Regions from separate parts of the Homo sapiens genome. Here regions 1 and 2 are each linked to region 3. A link is a contact called in ENCODE Hi-C or POLR2A ChIA-PET data. All regions are on one chromosome and are shown on one strand. Each heading gives the region's core, a stretch centred on a gene start or an enhancer-like site at or near the end of the contact. The rest is flanking DNA. Distances are from core to core; before and after follow the strand shown.

Region 1 (4,277 bases), core at 822-3,321, 3.4 Mb after region 3:
TGGCAAGGCAAAAAATTAGAACCTTGGGGAACTTGGCAACTTTCCTCAACGTGATATAGGGCATACACACACACACGTATATATATACCTACATTCAAGATTTTTCAGCGTAATTCCAGTTTCAGCATAGCTTGCAGGCTCTGGAATTAAACTTCCAGGACTCAAATTTTGGCTCCTGCATTTACTAATTGGGTAATTTTAAGAATGTTAATTAACCTAAGCTTCCATTTCATCTGTAACAGAGGGAGACTAATAATACCTACATTATACACTCTTGGGGAGGAATAACTATGATAATGTATGGAAAGTGCTAGTCTGGCACACAAAGTGTTCAACAAACATTAGCTATTTTTATCCTTCAAAGCTTCTGTCTAGTGCACACCATGTCTATCAATTAGGTCCACAAAAATACTGTCTTTACACACCCACATGAAGATATGTATGCAAAATGAATGTCGTAAACCACCTATAGTTTCCTAAAGTGGCTAAGCTAATAGAGACCTTAGAGTATGGAAAAGGGGGCTCATTTGTGTGATGCAACTCGTGCAATGGGTAGTTGGAGCACAGCGTAATCCAAGAGGCCCCGGGGGCGGGGGGGCGGCTTATTTTGCACACAGGTGTTCTTCCTCCCTGCACCCCCACCCTCAACCCTCACCACGTGCAAGCATTCAGTGTGAGTCTGGGCCTTAAGTCTGTGGGCCAGGAGAGAGGGCACAGTGGACAAAAGCAAGAGGGTTTCAGGCCAAGGCAGGGAACTGAGAACTCAAAGGCCAGGCAACCCAAGCCAATCAGATTCACCATCCACTAGGAGTCTAAAAGGTGGCAGAGCCCCACAGCCCAAAGTCCACACACAGCAGGAAAGTGGCCAGAGGATCTAACAGGTAGAAACCTGATAGACACTCTATCAGAAAAGTTAAAGCTGAAGGGCTCATAACACCCACGGGCCCAAAGAAAGGTCAGTGTGAGCTGAACAGCTGTTCCATTTGGTGCCAGAGGCCTTGGCTGTTGTATTCTACATCCACGCAGCCTCCCTGATCAGCCCCACCTAGAAAAGCCAATTCTTCTGCTCTTAAAGGAGACTGACTTATTTGTGGCAAAGCTATCATTTAGGTATGAATGGGAAGGGGGGGAATGGTGCGGAGTCTGCGGGGGGAGGGCGGGTGTTCAACGGGCTCCAAAGGAAGGAGCTCGTGGCTGACGCCTGAGCCTCCATGTTGTGAGTACTACATGCGTTTCTTTCAGAGGCAGGCAGTGGCCTTGGCTGCAGGGACCCTGACAAGCCGCGACTTGAGCTATGCTTTAGAGCCTGGGTGGAATTGGGAGCGGTATAAAGGAGGGAGGGCATTCCTGGAAAGGGGGTGGGGTGGGGTGGGGAGGTGGAGGGGAACAGCATGAGCAAAGGCACGAAGGAAGAATGAATCTGCTGCGCGTTGAGGATGGCATGGAGACTTCCCTGATTGGAGCCGGGAGTTCTTGCAGGGGGATGGAGGCCGCTATGATTGGATAGTTAAAGTGGGGCCAGATTTGGAGGGCTTTGAATGCCCGACCGAGGAGCACTCAACCCAGCTCCTGACTCGCGATTTCCGTTCAAGACCGAATTACCTAAAGGGTGGTTAATTCCAACGGGTGTTCTTCTTTGGGGGCTTCTGAAAAGTCAGTTTATCGTCTTACCTGCTTCAGTTCTCTTCATTTACTCAGGGAGGAAGTAATCCTCACATGCATGTGCAGGGGAAGGGGGATAATGTTGATTTCTCTTTACTTGCTTTGAAGATGCCTCCCCCGCCCAAATCCCATTTCCACGCCAAATATTATTAAATTTGGTTTCTCCTCCTCCTCCTCACGCAAGTTCTCTTTCTCTCGCCAGCACCTCCCCCACGTTTTCCTGCTCTCCACCAGCCGGGCCGGACTCCTCCCGGCCCCCAGCGGCGCGCTTCCCTGGCCCGCTGGCCCGCGCCGCCCTCCGCGCCGTGCGCCCCCATCCCGGCCCGTCGCGCCCGCGGCCCGCACACCCTGGTCCACGCCCCCCGGCGGAGCGGTAGGTGTTGTGCGGTCTGCGCCGGGCCGCAGTGCGGCTGCGCGCACTGGGCTGCCTCCGGGGCTGGCAGGGCAGCGGCGGCCGCGGCGGCGGCGGGGCCGGGAGCGAGCGGCGGCGGCGGCGGCGGCGTGGGGAGTGGCGTGGAGCGGTGCCTGGGGCTGCAGCAGCACGGGGACCCGGCAGTAGAAAGCCCCGGGGACAAGGAAGGAAGGCTTGGCCGCCAAATCCCTGAGCAACCGTTCTTCTTGGATTTTGGGGGGAGCCTGCCCCCCCCACTTCGTCTTCAAACGCCCCCATCTCACCCCCCCACAGCCCCGGCCGCTGACGGGAGGAGGCGGCGGCGCCAGCGGGGGGCTGAGGGGCGCCGCCATGCCTCTCCCGCGGTGAAGCGCCCCGGCCGTGAGGAGCCGCTGGTCTCCCCGGTGATGTTCCCCAGGCGGCAGGCGAAAGCGACTCACTCGAGCCCTGGGGTAAAGGCCTAGCTTATCCAGCTTCCTTCCTCCTCCTCCTCCTCTTCCCCTCCCCCTCCCCCTCCTCCTCTCCCCCCTTCGTCCTCCCCTCCCGGTCTCTTCCCTCACCCTTCCCCGCGCCCCCATCTTTCCCTCCCTCCCTCCCACCCCTCTGCAGCGATGGCAGAGGAACAACAACAGCCGCCACCACAGCAGCCTGATGCCCATCAGCAGCTTCCCCCCAGCGCCCCCAACTCGGGGGTGGCCCTGCCAGCCCTTGTGCCCGGGCTGCCAGGGACAGAGGCCAGCGCGCTGCAACACAAGATCAAGAACTCCATCTGGTAAGAGGATCCTCCATCGCTCGCGTGAAAAAGCCCAGGCACATTTCTGCTGCAAAGTGGGTGGGGGGCGGCGGGCGGGGGGAGCGGAGGAGGAGGCTGATGCATTCATTGAATGTGGCTTTCCCCAGTCGGGTGCACATTTGTAGGATCTCTGGAGGTGTGCGGACTTTGCATCAATCAGCCCCTGTCTTCTTAGCTAAAAAATGCTTTTACCCCTTCCTCAATTGTGAGTGCAGATAAACAAGTTTTTTGGTTTTATTTTTTCACTCATTGTAACAGAAATATGGGTCGAAATTAAGTCATATTGCATGATGGTGGCATGAATTTGGAACTGGAGAATGTGAAATGTGTTTACTCCTTTTTGCAGCCATAGAAGGAGGAAGAAGTGTATTGTGAATTTTCACCAAACAGATACTGTGCGTAAGAATATTAATATGCAGCACAAAACCTAATGTGTCTCTTCCTTTCAGTTGGGTTAGCTGCTATTTCTGAATGTTTTTGCCTCCCTTATCCTAATATTAAATTTCTTTTTCAGGGAGTTTATTCTTTGCATTGATTGTGAAGAAAGTGCTTTTTTAGTATAAAATATTTTAAGATGGTAGTTTACAACAAAGTGGTTTTTTTTTAAATTAAAATATAGGGAATCAAATGTCTTGCCATTTGTATGTCTTTTTAAAAGAAACCATTGATGGAATATCTTTCGCTATTTTACTTTCTTGTATGAAAATTTCCAATATTTCAGCATTAAACTCCTAAAGTCTAGTGGGAATCTTTTAATAATTAAATACACTAAGTCCATCCACTGTTAGAGCCATTGCAATATTCTTTGAACATGAACTTGCATTGTTTTGTAGGATGCTTCATTAACTGCCTTTTTTAAGTGTAGCAATATTTTTTAAATGGAAAGTAATATTTGGAATTTGGTCTAAGATTGCTTTTAATAGAAGTTTAAAAAGAATTTTATATGGTATTTTAAAAAGCCTTGATTTTGAAAATGGAAATGAAATCTTTGCAGGGCCATCATTGAATATGAGTACTAAAATATCAAAACTCATTTTCTCATTTTGAAAACATATCGTAAAGCAACTGGCGTTGCATGAACAGTATTTGCACATTTTTAAAGTGACAATTTTTAAATACAAGATTTAGGTTAGTTATATAGTAATTTTCATTATTTTCTTGGCATGCATCCATGCCGTCATGATGCTGATATGAAGTAGGTCAGTGCAGGCTTTAATAGTTTCATCAACAGTAGTTGGCAGTTGAGTATCTTGCTTTCAGTTTTAATTTTAAAATGAAGTTTAAATATTTTAAAGGAGAATTTTTTTGGCTTTGACAATAGTCATGTTGTGGCAACTTGAATAGGTCTGATAGATATGATTGGGGTGTGTGTGTGTGTGTGTGACAGAAAGCAGGCTTTATTCTTCAATGGATACCCTCACCCCCTTTTTA
Region 2 (4,263 bases), core at 1,497-3,996, 3.5 Mb before region 3:
TGTCAACACTCAAAATCTATACTTGTAATCAGTGAAGAGTCTGTGGAACCAGAATGGTGCTAACATTCACCTTATTTTCCCAGCTTAATTTTGACTGCAGAGCATTAGGTTTCTATATAATTCTGCAGTTTGAAGGCAGTGTGTATATAAATTCTGCAGTTTGAAGGCAGTGTGCTACCACTTCCTGTTGGAGCTCTGGGGCTAAATAAGAGGTATGGGATTTCCCCTCCTCCACGTCAACTGAAGACACAGCTCACACCTCTTTTTACCACATCCACCTCACAGAAAATATAAAGACCAAGATGTCACATGAGATTCACCTCCTTTTCATGTTCACTTCCTATTCTAATCTGTTTCAGGACACTGGTTTTCATGCCTTCATAGCTGTCACCCTCCAAAGAACCTCATTTCCATCATTTTTTGAAATCCACTGATAGACTTGAACCCTTCAAAATGAAAAGTAATTTTTAAAAGCTACTATTTTAAAAGGAACCAGATACCCTTACAGGAAACATGGGACAAAAATTAAGGGAAAAAGAGAAAACGAATAAAACTATTACAAACAAGCAAGTCGTCCAAGAAGCTTAACAAAAACAGCATCAGCGAGATTCACTTACTTTCAAGGCAGGAGATACTTCTGGGAGGCTCAAATACAGAATGGACAAAAGGACACCCACTCAACTTGTTAGAAATTATCCTTTACCATCTGTACTGCAGTATGCATTCAACAATGAAAAATTGTTATTTGAGGCTTTGAAATTAATACAAATGTCAAAAATTAACACCCTTTAGTTGCTGTACCAGCAGCTACCACCAAATCTTAGGAATATACTTGAGAGATGACATTTAAAATCTGCTTTTTCAGAAAAGAAAAAGTCCCACTCAAGACTGACTGCCAAGAACTTGCAATTCAAACTTCCCTAAGCCCAGACATCATAACACCCAGGAGATTTTAGACCATTCAATCTATATGAAAGAATCCAGAATGAGCAAACAAACCATAGCCTTTACTAATACTTAAAGAGTGTTCTATACCAAATACTCTTTTTTTAAAAAAAGATAAATTATCCTTAAAAATACACAAATATTTAAACACACGTATTACCAAAGCACTAGCTCTCTATTATTTCCCAACCCAGAAATTCATGGTGAAATATGCTGTAAGAACCATACGAAAGATGACTAAATAAGCCACTATTAGAGGCCAGAAACATCACCAACACAACCAAAAGCTGAGGTATTCTTAAGGTACTTAATTAACCTGCAACTATTTAACAGGAGAAATGATGTTAAGGTGGTCACTTCTAAAACAGCTTAAAACCAGCTTTGACTTGGTCTTCAGTTTATGATAAGTTAAGAGATCTTATTACCTGAACACAGTGTCTTCCAGTACAAAAGTAGAAAGGACAGCTCCCAGCCAGGATCAGAAAAACTCTTGATTCAATTGGAAGTAACTGAGAGGTATATCACATGTTGTGATTCACTTAACAATAATTAGAACCAAAGCAAAATATACAGGGAGGCAGGTAGAATGTAAGTTCATTTCCTTGGCTGAGAAGCTGTTAAACATTCAAACCGAAGGATTTAAAATACTGAGAAGTCTTGCTTCTCAGGAGATGGTAGTAAAGAGGTGAACCATATTTTCCTGACCACATCATTTCCAAAAGTCACCAATTCCCTTAACATCCATTAACACTCACAGAACAAATTAACGCTCTATAGACATTATTCCATCATTAGTCACATTTTGCTTTCTCCTGCACTTGATCCAAAGGAAGTGAAGAGAAAATGGTAATCAGTTACTATAGCAAGTCTTGCGCCCCACTACTTTCCATTTCCTCTCTTTTCCATCTCCTCTGTCTTCTCTGCTCAACCTCCCTTTACTATGATGTTGCTTCCTCTTTTCCTTTCTGTCTCACACCCAGATCCCTTTACTTTCTCCATCAAGTATCCTCATTCTGCCCTCTGATCCCTTGAACTCTTCTTCCACCTACAATTTTCTTCTGTCCCCTCCTACGACATCTCAGTCCAGACCTCCTGTGGCCAGCCGTCCCCTTCTTCCTCACCTCCTGACCGCTCATTCCCCTGAATTCCCTTCCAGTTGCCTGGTTCTCACCTCTCTGTCCCTTGTGTCCTCTGTCCCTTTACTTCACATCCCTCTCATTGCCCCCATCCCTCATTTCCCCCTTCACATTTCCTTCCTCTCCTGTCTTTTAATCATTGGCACGTCCACTATCCCCTTCTCTCTACATGAGATTTCCTGAGTCTTCCCCCCAACACATTTTGTCCCTCAAAGACCCCTCCCTGTCAGTCTCCGAACCCTCTCGTTCCCCCAATACCCCTAGTCCTTGTTCCTCTGTTCCCCTTCCCGTTCCTTTGCCCCCAAGTTCCCCCTTCGCCCTTAGCCTCACGTTCCCGCTCGCCTCTCTCCCTCACGCCCTCGCCCCTCTCCCTCACGCCCTCGCCCCTCTCAGTGCCCCCGCCACCTTGCAGTCCCCGGGGTCTCCTCTCCCGGGCTCCCAAGCGCCCCCCGCCCTTTCCCCGTCCCCTAGTACCCGCCCCCCAATTCTCTACCCGGTCCCGGGCCGCGGCCCCTCCCTCACCGATGGTGGAGATGAAGGTGGTGTTGAAGGCGTCCTCTGAGAAGCGGAACAGGAGGCAGGTCTTGCCTACCCCCGAGTCGCCGATCAGCAGGAGCTTGAAGAGATAATCGTACGTCTTCGCCATCTTCTCGCTCCGGCCCTCTGACCGGGGAGCCAGAGGAGGCGGTGGAGAGAGGCGGGGAGGGGGCCGCGGGCGAGGGGGCGTGCCCGCCAATCCGCCGCTGCTCGCCCCGCCCCACGCCCCGCCCCTCCTCTCGGAGAAGGCCTGCGCGCCCCGCCCCGTGCGGCCAATCGGCGAGGGCTTCGTCATCACCGCCCGCGCCCCGGGACTTCATGGGACTTGTAGTTCCTCCGGGGAGCCTCGGGCGTGCCCCGCGAGGACTGTCCAGGCGGCTCCAGCGGATAAAAGACCTGCTATGGGCGGGGTGACAGGGTGGAGGCGTTTCCACCCGAGCTGGGAAGGGAGGCCCCGTTTCGTACTCTGCTGGTCGAGCCGCGGGAACTTAACTTTGTTATTTCTTTGTGTGCAGACGCCTTCCAAATCCAGGACCTCAGAATCAGAGCCCCGTAGTTCCCGCATCTCTTCCGCCGAGACCTGGAGCAGAGATGCTTTCTTTCCTTGGCGCTGCTGTGGCGCAGCCTACGGGTTATCTGCAGAGGGCATTATCCAGCTTCTCCCCGAGGCCATGCCCAGCACCACTATAACCCCCTCCCGCAGCCCCTCAGTCACAGAGCTGAGAAAGAATGGTTACCATGCTAACTCGAACCTCACTCGTGCCCCCTTCTTCACGCCACACAGACCAGAGCCAAATACAATGAGTATTTAGAGAATCTGCTACGCTGATCGCTCCCCTCTCCTCGCAGGAGGATGGATTTTTAAATCTGGGAAGTCTTGTGCTACAGGTCTGTGCCCCATGAAACTGCAAGCATCCTGTGAGGCGGGCCACGGGAATTTAGAGAGTAAGATTTGAATTTAGTCTTGGCTCTGCTGCAAAACCGCTGTGACAAGTCACACAGGCACTGGACATTTCAGTTTTCTCATCTGTAAAATGGATATGAAACAAGATACTTCATAGGGTTCCAGTGAAACTTAAATACTAAATGTGAAAGTTCTTTGAAACCCATAAGGCACTGTTAGCAGTGATGGTAATATTCATTACTCTTCAGTAGGCTCTCACTTAATTGATGACGAATATAGGGAGGAAACAGCATTCTGTTATACTCAAGTTAATCCTTTATTATTTATTGTCTTAGGCTAATTCTCTGTTTTGTGGATGTATTGTTCAGTCCCCTTTCATTTGCTAGTGGCAGAAACCCAACCGGATTAGCTGTTGTGAAAGGGGTGTTGACTGGTTCAGGTAATGTGGAAGCAAAAGGCTAAGAAGGTGTGGGACTAGGAGTCCACCCTGCCAGGGCTCTGTGTCTCTCATCTGTTGTTCTCCCTTCGAAGTTTTAATTTCTAATATGTCAAATACCGACAGGTAAAACCCACATGAAAAAAAGCTTCTTGGAGTCTTCAATAAGTTTTAAGAGGATGAAGGGGTCTTGAAACCAAAGTATTTGAGAACCACTGGTCCAGACATTTACCTTAGCTATAAGGAAACACCTTCTGGAAGGCTAGAGGTTATTAAGGGAACCAGTGGACTCCACCATTAGTGGA
Region 3 (4,314 bases), core at 1,815-4,314:
TCAAAAAGTGGAGGCTGCAGTGAGCTGAGACCATGCCACTGCACTCCAGCCTGGCAACAAAGTGAGACCCTGTCTCAAAAGAAAAAAAAAAAAGGAACAATCTAAAAGTTCAATAAAGGATTGTTTAATATATACATTATCCATAATGAAAATAATAGCATTGGAATGTATTTATTGACTTGAAAAAGAGTTCATAATATATTTTAATTATTTATTTTTATAATATAGATTCCCATATCTTTCCATAGACTGTAGAGGGTGAAGCCTCAGAATCTGTATTTTTATTTATTTATTTATTTTTGAGACACAGTCTCACTCTGTTGCCCAAGCTAGAGTGCATGGTGTGATTTTGGCTCACTGCAACCTCCACCTCCTGAGTTCACGTGATTCTCCTACCTCAGCACCCCCAAGCAGCTGGGATTACAGGTGCCCACCACCATACCCAGCTGATATTTGTAATTTTAGTAGAGACGTGGTTTCTCCACGTTGGCCAGGCTGGTCTCGAACTCCTGACCTCGGGTGATCCACCCACCTCAGCCTCCCAAAGTGCTGGGATTACAGGTGTGAGCCACTGCACCCAGCTCATATTTTAAATGAAAAGAAGAAAATGGAGATTATAAACCACTAAGTACATTATCTGATTTTTATAAAGACTTATATGTGCAATTTATACATAAAATATATATGTGTGTGAATATATATATATATATAATCTGAAAGGCTATACATAAATATGTTAATAATAATTATCTTTTTGGCTTACTTGTAGTTTGTAATGTTTCAACAATAAGTATGGATAATTAACAAGATAGGGATAAAAAGATAAGTAATAGGATGGCTTACTCGAAACCAAAGCAAACACTGATCAAGCTTATTAAATAATAAAGTTACTAAAATGAAGAAGGAACTGAAGATCTTAAAAAAAAGAAATCACATAACTATATATGATTTCCAGTGATTTTCTGCCACCCTGTGGGGAATTCTGCACATTGCAGAACTGAAGAAGCAAAGTATGAAACTACAAAAACTTCTGTAAATCAAGATGAAATTTCTTGGCCCAAGTAGTTGTTTAGCTAAAGCTCTGTTGATCAGTTTTGTTTTCTCTACTAGCTATTTAGTGAAATTGCTAGACTAGGATAAAAAGAATACCTAATACTTAAATGTGATTACAATATGACAACCAAGGTCCTAATACATATATATGAATTCATCTCACAAAAACCCTATAAGGTAGGTACTATTTTCTTCCCATTTTATCAAAGAGACGGACTTTAATCTACCAATGGTGGGTAAATGTTGCCAAAGCAATGTGAAATCCAGGCAGAATGCTGCATTTTTAGTCAATGATTTAAAATTTTGAGCTTTTCTGTTCCCCTCAGGCCTGATCGTACCCCAATGGAATCACCCAAATACTTGATGCTGAGCCTTTCTATGGATTTATCAGATGAAACTTTGGAAAGGGACTTTTTTTTTTTTTTAAGACAGGGTTTCGCTGTCACCCAGGCTGGAGTGGAGTGGCGCGATCTTGGCTCACTACAACCGCCGCCTGCCAGGCTCCAGAGAGTCTCCCACCTCAGCCTCCCAAGTGGCTGGGACCACAGGTGCATGCCACCAAGCCCACCTAATTTTCTTCTTTTCTTTCTTTCTTCCTTTCTTTCTCTTTGCTTCTTTTTCTTTCTTTCTTTCTCTGTCTCTTTTTTTTTTTTTTTTTTTAAGAGATGGGGTCTCGCCATGTTGCCCTGAGGTCTGGCGATCTACCGACTCGGCCTCTCAAAGTGCTGGGATTACAGTCATGAGCCAGCACGCCCAACTGAGAGAGACTATGATGTTCTCCAAACAAATCTCATTTGGTTGAAACTCTACAGCTGAGTATGGTCTAATTTGAGTAGTTTACCTTGAGTACTCTAACCATGGTCTATAGACCTGGGCTCTTCTGAGAACTGTTTGCAAATGGTTCACAGAGAGAGAGTAGAAAACTCTATGTCAATTTTGCAGGTAATTTTATGGCTGTTAACTCTAACGATAAAAAGTTTTGACTTGGACTTTGTATGTCTTTTCATTTTTCTGTTTTATTAACTTGTCAAAAACTAATTGAAAATTGAAAAAAATAAACCGACCGTTCCCCCAGTGAAGAGAAGCACTGCTGTAAAGCTTTTCACACTCAAATATTACCAAACTCTAAGGTCGCTTCTGAGGCCTAACTCCCCAAAATGATGCCTCGGATATTTTTCCTCGCCTTATTTCTTTTTTTTCTTTTTCTTTTTTTTTTTTTTTCCTTTTTCCTTTTATTTGAGACGGAGTTTTTGCTCTGTTGCCCAAGCTGGAGTGCAATGGCACGATCTCGGCTCACTGCAAACTCCAACTCCGCCTCCGCCTCCGCCCTCGCCTCCTGAGTAGTTGGGATTACAGACGCGCGCCACCACGCCCAGCTAATTTTTGTTTGTTTAGTAGAGACGAGGTGTCACCATGTTGGCCAGGCTGGTCTCGAGCTCTTGACCTCCGGTAATCCACCCGCCTCGCCCTCCCAAAGTGCTGGGATTACAAGCGTAAACCACCGCGCCCGACCTCCTCCCCTTATTTCATCCATTTTATAATTCACATTATTGATCGCTGATAATTGCACCTATTGTAATGATACTGATAATTGCACCTGTTGTAATAATATTGATATTGATAATTGCACCTATTGTATTACAATATTATTATTGATATCGATAATTTCACCTACTGTAATGATCAATAAAGGCAGGCAGAAAGAAAACAAAAGTAACTGAAACTACCAGGCAGCGTCCCTGCGAACAGCAAAGAGGGAAGAAACGCCTTGAGGCGTAGTAACGCCACCAATAAGGAGTCGACGCGACGGGTCCGCCCACAGGCAAGGAAGGCCGACCCCGCGAGTGCAGGCGCGAGCGCTAGCCCGTGACGTCTGAGGGGGTTGGGGGGATGCTGTGTGGGTTTCAAGAAGACGCCACGCCTCCGCCGCCGCCACGCCCCCGCCGCCTCCACCGCCGGCTGCCGCGCCCGGAGGAGGTCGGGATGTTATCACTTCCGCCGGGGCTTCTCACTGTGTCCGGGTCAGCTGCTGCCGCCGACGCCGTACCGCTGCGGCCGGGGGATTGGGCCGGGGTCTCCACCGCCGACCGAGGGGAGCGGGCTCCGCTCGGCCCTGCTTTTTGCGACCTGGCCGTCAGCCCCACGTCGCCGGCCTGGAGGGGCGAAGAGGACGAGGGGGCCAAGGCTTCCTCCGGGGTGAGTGCGGCCTGGGAGAACTCGGCACGGTGGCTCCGGAGCTGGACTGGGAACCGGCCTAGGGGCGAAAGTCTGTCGGGCGCGTGCCCACGACGTCCGGGGAGAGGAAACCCAGAGAGTTACCCTTGGTAGGGGGAGCCATAGAACCTGCTCGGGAGGTGCTTCCTGGATCCCCGCCCTGCTTAGGTCCCCGCCCTTGGCTTGGGTCCTGTTTGTATTTGGCAGTTTGGCCCCCCACCCCGTCGCTTTTCCGTTTCTGGTAGTTGTGCTCGGGATGGAACCTTGCCCCTCCTCCGCTCCCCCACCCTTTTACCCTGGTGTGGGTGAAGTGGCTGGGCTACGATGGTTCAGTATTTATGACCAGCGTCCGTCCTGGTACAGAACAAAGAAACTTGGACTTCTGGTATGCCTCGTAACCGCGGGGAATAGACACGGAAGCAGCATAAGTAATCAGGGCTTTAATAGATCTTCCCTAGTACGCTAAACCAAATACAGAGTGTGTACGTCAAAAGCCGAGTCCCCGCGTGAATCTAGACACAACCCTTTCTGTTTAAATACCTGGCAAAATGGTTTGGATTTCTGGATGCATTTCATGCCGCTGGAGAGTTACTTGTCTGTGTCTTGTGAGCTCTTTGACGAAACAGCTTTTCCGGTGTTGCATCAAGATAGTTACGGTGCCTCCTATTTATTTAATTGAATAAACTATGTGATTGCATTTTAGTGTTGCTTTTTTCATTCTCACCTTCTCTTGATTAGGATCTCTATTTCACCTAATACCTGATTTCGTATTTTCAATTAAATGTAGTTTTTCTAACATTTTATAGGAATCTCTGCAATTGTAGAAACAAATTCTGTAATTTGTAAATGGATGTTTCCTCAAAGTTACAACTGACCTTACCCAATTAAGTTACCCCTGCAGACTAGTTTCTTGATCATTTTGCACATATTCTTAGTTCTTTTTGGTTTACATTTTCTCTAAACTCTATTCCTAGTCTTCATATTCTCTAGTGCAGCCTAATACTGCTGGGCTTAGACCGGAAGTATGACAGATCCACTTCTGCAAAC

Evidence for each region. A loop is a pair of places that touch in the nucleus more often than their neighbours do. ChIA-PET counts read pairs that join two places held with the same protein, here RNA polymerase II (POLR2A). Pooled maps may share reads with other maps.
Region 1: a map of CD4-positive, alpha-beta memory T cell shows a loop between it and region 3 (26-fold over the local background). The contact joins the promoter of RFX7 here to the promoter of BNIP2 in region 3. A Hi-C loop is called at or near these places in 1 of 168 maps with a recorded cell type or tissue (CD4-positive, alpha-beta memory T cell), 1 of 37 single-sample maps with no recorded cell type and 10 of 50 pooled maps. POLR2A ChIA-PET finds 5 or more read pairs at or near these places in 2 of 52 experiments (BJ and HepG2).
Region 2: a loop to region 3 is called in a map of CD8-positive, alpha-beta T cell, with 34 times the contacts of the local background. The contact joins the promoter of RAB8B here to the promoter of BNIP2 in region 3. A Hi-C loop is called at or near these places in 1 of 168 maps with a recorded cell type or tissue (CD8-positive, alpha-beta T cell), 1 of 37 single-sample maps with no recorded cell type and 6 of 50 pooled maps.

Annotation. Positions count from the first base shown.
Region 1 is chr15:56,241,673-56,245,949 of GRCh38, reverse strand. RFX7 (regulatory factor X7) reads left to right here and starts at 2,071. Exons shown (of 10, transcript NM_022841.7): 1 at 2,071-2,505; 2 at 2,663-2,825. The coding sequence starts at 2,665. LOC124903569 (laforin-like) reads left to right here and starts at 1,132. Exons shown (of 3, transcript XM_047433428.1): 1 at 1,132-1,216; 2 at 1,771-1,967; 3 at 2,068-2,599. The coding sequence starts at 1,132. The coding sequence ends at 2,517. It also overlaps a transcript of TEX9 not described here. RefSeq lists enhancers at 162-807, 1,046-1,095, 808-1,453, 1,454-2,099 and silencers at 1,346-1,395, 1,886-2,175, 2,326-2,385, 2,476-2,545.
Region 2 is chr15:63,188,089-63,192,351 of GRCh38, reverse strand. It overlaps RAB8B (RAB8B, member RAS oncogene family), which reads right to left and starts at 2,746. Exons shown (of 8, transcript NM_016530.3): 1 at 2,604-2,746. The coding sequence starts at 2,727. LOC101928972 (a long non-coding RNA gene) reads left to right here and starts at 2,921. Exons shown (of 4, transcript XR_932355.4): 1 at 2,921-3,506. RefSeq lists enhancers at 1-85, 3,172-3,321 and a silencer at 2,662-2,991.
Region 3 is chr15:59,688,070-59,692,383 of GRCh38, reverse strand. BNIP2 (BCL2 interacting protein 2) reads left to right here and starts at 3,064. Exons shown (of 10, transcript NM_004330.4): 1 at 3,064-3,249. RefSeq lists a silencer at 2,787-3,296 and an enhancer at 2,710-3,358.